Regions from separate parts of the Homo sapiens genome. Here region 1 is linked to region 2. A link is a loop called in an ENCODE intact Hi-C map of the cell type or tissue named here. Cell type or tissue: left lung. All regions are shown on one strand.

Evidence for each region. Hi-C counts contacts between places; a loop is a spot of excess contacts. Peaks named below come from ENCODE experiments on the same cell type or tissue, not always from the same donor. Only the 100,000 strongest peaks of a DNase experiment are listed, where the experiment ranks them.
Region 1: it touches region 2 in a loop (9-fold over the local background); 2 of 110 quality-filtered maps call a loop at or near these places.

Annotation. Positions count from the first base shown.
Region 1 is chr5:19,013,813-19,016,312 of GRCh38, reverse strand. No RefSeq gene overlaps it. Among named protein-coding and RNA genes, the nearest start is that of LINC02100, 270 kb to the right of the region's middle. In left lung, no CTCF peak of the experiment used is centred here; no DNase peak of the experiment used is centred here.
Region 2 is chr5:19,286,584-19,289,083 of GRCh38, reverse strand. No RefSeq gene overlaps it. Among named protein-coding and RNA genes, the nearest start is that of LINC02100, 540 kb to the right of the region's middle. In left lung, no CTCF peak of the experiment used is centred here; DNase peaks (open chromatin) are centred at 1,033 and 1,293.

The sequences.
Region 1 (2,500 bases), 270 kb after region 2:
AAAAGGGGGTTTTTCCAGCTTTCTTGTAAATGAACAATTAATCATTATAAATCTCCATGTCAATAGTATTGCATTTATACCCTGGAATACAAATTTCAAGGTGTCGTGAGAAATTAAAATAATTCTCCTCAGTGAAAGAATTGTTTCTATATTCAGAAAAAACACTCTAGTAAGGTTCTACTGAGAAAGGTATAAATATGAGAAATATCAGCCAACAGCACTTTCATCTGTTTTTCCGAAGTAAAGTGACATAAAATATGGAGTTGCCTATTGATACAAATTTTAAGTAGGTAGGAAGAAGCATCTAAAAAGAAGATCAAGAGAGGGCTGACCAAAGATCTCGTGTTAAGTGTTCTTACACACACACACACACACACACACAATAGTGATAATAAGAGAGTAGGACAGAACTTGTGTAGGTGTTGAATAGATTTATGGCATAAACTGTGATAATAGTTTCATGGGTGTATACTTATCTCCAAGCTCACCAAATTGTATAAATTAATTATGCACTATCTTTTGTGTGTCAAAGTTTTTTAAGTGGCAAGAAAATATGAATGAAAACGTGGAGACAAACCCAACAGTATAGCAGTTTGAAATATTGCAAATGCCATAGGCAGTAGCCAGTAACCGGTTGTGAAAAAGTGTCCTACAAATTTCCAGAGCAGTGTGCTATAATCACACTATGATTATGCATAATCTCCAGCAAATGAATGCTAACACATAAAAATCATGTGATACAAGAGGCTTAAGGCAGAGCACAGAATGTCAATGCAGTGCCTATGGCTGTTAAGATACCTGTACTCCAATAAGAGATTTTTAAAAATAAATCTTGAGTCCCACTCTTTCCTGATGTCTTCATTTCCCAGGTGAGTTAAAGCGTGGATCCAGCAGGCTACAGGAGAAATTATGCCAAAACATGCCTGATCACCTATTTAATTATGGAAACTTTCTTCCAACTTCGGCCCTTTACATTGGGCAGGGAATATGAGTAATAGATTGAATTTGTGACAGTTACTGTAATTTGTTTCCAAAGGAGTTTGAGTACATTTAATATTCTAGTATTGGTGGCACAATAAATAACATAAAACCAGGATATTGGTCTAAGTCCATAAACCTGAGTAAAGATGAATATTAGTCAATTTCAGGCAAATTTCTGTAAGGATGGAAACAATACCCAAAGTTCTTCAGCCCATGACATCCATTTTTAGTAGCATAAGTTGTCTAGGTATTTTGTCACTGTAGATTGGCTGTGTTTTGGATGGACCGTTTCATTGCCAAGTGACAAATCACCTAAGTAGGAACAAAAGCAAGCTCATGGTTTAATTAGACGGGAGGTAAAGCTAGAGAGTAAGTTGTCACAACTTTTTGTGAAGTTAGTTAAGACAGGGCATTGCACTTGATTAGACAGGTTATTTCTATCTCACAATGTAAATTTCTGGGTCTTGGCATAACTTGGAAAACATTGATTCAGATAAGGCTCATTGCAGCTTATGTATTTCAACTCGAAGAGGCAAATGTATCCTTTGGTGACATGGTCTGTCTGTACCACTGATCACTAATGGTGTAAAAATGGTTTCTACATGAGTATGTGTTCCATTTAGTATCTACAGAACTTCTTAATCCAAAAGCCAGAGACCAGAAATTATGAACAAAGTATTATTGGCAAATTTTCACACTTGCTATAGACACCTGTTACTTTATAGCATCTGAAGGAGAAAGCAGCCCAAATTTAAGAAGTGTTTTCTGGCTGCTTAAACTGTGTTCAGACCTTCTGGTTACAGACCATCTCATGTAAGTTTGCCAAATGTTGAATAATTTTATATAGACACTTTAATAGAGTTCTCAGTTGTGGAGTATGCTTCCTCTAATATTAAAAGAGCCTAATTATATACTGGCCTTTCTTATTTGTAGTCAGTGGTGATAAAGCCAACTGTTTGAGCTGCTAATATAACTACCAAGAACATCACTGAAGTACCAGAAACCTAAATTTTGTACTCAATCAATGCCTTTTAACCTTTGATAAACTGAGTTTCAACAGGGAAAAATTCTGAATGGGAGATCTCTGAAGTCATCATAAAAAAGATGAAACTTTAAGAAAGCGTTGCCCCTTTGCACATTTCCTTGCTATGAAGTCCACTCAAGCAGTGGACACAACAGGCTTTTATCTGCTTTTTCATATTCTTTCCTTGAAAAGTTGAGCAACTTATTTTATTTGAAAATTCTAGAAAAATAAACTGAGTATTCCTGATTCAACAATAAGAAGGCTATTGGAACACCTTAGGCAGGAGAAAATCTTTTTTATCTTTGTGTGTTTGTGTGTATGTGTGTGACAGAGAGAGAGAGAGACTAGGTCTCACTCTGTCTCCCAGGCTGGAGTGCAGTGGTACAATCATAGCTCACTCTAACCTCAAACCCCTGCCAGGACAACTGAACCCCTGGCCTCGGCCTCCCAAAGTGCTGGAATTACAGGCATGTGACACTGCTCCCAGCCAATTTT
Region 2 (2,500 bases):
TCCTGAAAACCTTTCCGCTATCCCTGTGATGTCTTCCTCCTCCAAATTTTATCAATATCTTGCTAAATTCTTGAGACATAGAGACTACACTCCCAGTGTGTCCGGAATTGGTGGGTTCTTGGTCTCACTGACTTCAAGAATGAAGCCGCGGACCCTGGCGGTAAGTGTTACAGCTCTCAAGGTAGCGCATCTGGAGTTTGTTCCTTCTGATGTTCGGATGGGTTTACGAGTTTCTTCCTTCTGGTGGGTTCGTGGTCTCGCTGGCTCAGGAGTGAAGCTGCAGACCTTCGCGGTGAGTGTTACAGCTCTTAACGCAGCGCGTCTGGAGTTGTTCGTTCCTCCCGGTGGGTTCGTGGTCTCGCTAGCTCAGGAGTGAAGCTGCAGACCTTCGCGGTGAGTGTTACAGCTCATAAAAGCAGTGTGGACCCAAAGAGTGAGCAGTAGCAAGATATACTGCAAAGAGTGAAAGAACAAAGATTCCACAGTGTGGAAAGGGACCCGGGCTGGTTGCCACTGCCGGCTCTGGCAGCCTGCTTTTATTCTTATCTGGCCCCACCCACGTCCTGCTGACTGGTAGAGCCGAGTGGTCTCATTGACAGGGCGCCCATTGGTGCGTTTATGATCCCTTAGCTAGACACAAAGGTTCTCCACCTCACCACCAGATTAGCTAGATAGAGTATGGACACAAAGGTTCTCCAAGGCCCCACCAGAGTAGCTAGATACAGAGTGTGGATTGGTGCATTCACAAACTCTGAGCTAGACACAGGGTGCTGATTGGTGTGTTTACAAACCTTGAGCTAGATACAGAGTGCCGATTGGTGCGTTTACAATCCCTGAGCTAGACATAAATGTTCTCCACGTCCCCACCAGACTCAGGAGCCCAGGTGGCTTCACCCAGTGGATCGCGCACCAGGGCTGCAGATAGAGCTGCCTGCCAGTCCGGCGCCCTGCGCCCGCACTCCTCAGCCCTTGGGTGGTCGACGGGACTGGGCGCCGTGGAGCAGAGGGCGGCGCTCATCGGGGAGGCTCGGAGGGCACGGGAGCCCGTGGAGGGCGTGGGAGGCTCAGGCATGGCGGGCTGCAGGTCCCAAGCCCTGCCCTGCGGGAAGGCAGCCAAGGCCCGGTGAGAAATCGAGCGCAGCGCTGGTGGGCTGGCACTGCTGGGGGATCCAGTACACCCTCCGCAGCCGCTGGCCTGGGTGCTAAGCCCCTCATTGCCCGGGGCCGGCAGGGCCGGCCGGCTGCTCCAAGTGCCGGGCCCGCCAAGCCCACGCCCACCCGGAACTCCAGCTGGCCCGCAAGCGCCGCGCGCAGGCCGGGTTCCCGCTCGCGCCTCTCCCTCCACACCTCCCTAGAAGCTGAGGGAGCTGGCTCCGGCCTTGGCCAGCCCAGAAAGGGGCTCTCGCAGTGCAGCGGTGCGCTGAAGGCCTCCTCAAGTGCCACCAAAGTGGGAGCCCAGGCAGAGGAGGCGCGGAGAGCGAGCGAGGGCTGTGAGGACTGCCAGCACGCTGTCACCTCTCACCAACAGCAAAGGTAAACTGAATCTTTTCCATAATTTGGCATGCAGAAAGAAGATGAGAATGTGGAGATTTCTGTCTGAGCACTGTTTGTTTGTCATTTTTCTCTCTCATTTCTGCTGACTGAAAGGAAGTAGCTAACAGAAAAACAGGTTAAATTTTAGTTTGAAGCTTTTATTGCCATAACATAATGTGGCATCAGAGTTTAATCCTGGCAAGTAAGAGGGACAGTGAGTAGTACGGTTGAATATTTTGAGAAAGGAAGAATTGTGAGTTCAAATGAAGAGCAGTTTAATTCTATGCCAGTTGTTAGATGAAGAAATAAATGGCCAACTTTTGAGAAGAAGCAAAAAATTGGGCCCATGGTTAAATTTGGGGCAAGGAATGGAATGTGTAGAAGTATAAAATGGATCAAAGCTATTATTTTAATAGTGTTTTAAACCAACAAAATTTTTATGGTTAAGATAGAAACATAATAATAGGCTAGATATTTCTTAAAGGCTTTCTTAGTTTTTATTGAAATGCCAAAGAGAAAGAGGAATTAAAAACATCACAGAATATGATGAGAATTTCACTCCCTATAGTGAGGAATATAATACTATGGTGAATATAATAGAGAGTAGTTTATTCCTCAGATGGAACGTTCCAGAACTCAACCCACTAAGAATAACTCCTCTAGGTAGTCTCTGAATTAGACAGCACATTAGCTAACATTTCTGACCCCAAAACTGGAGACCAGTCCAAATATTACAAGTGCATAACTCTCCCAAGTCATTCTAAAACTAATGATACTTTATACTTGATATGGTTAGGATGTTTGTCCCCTCCAAATCTCATGTTGAAATGTGATTGCCAGCATTGGAGGTGGGACCTGGTAGGAGGTGATTGGAACATCAAGGTAAATCTCTCATGAATTGCTTAGTGCCATTCATGATGAGTGAGATCATATTGGCTTAACACACATTTTAATTGCTGTTGAACAA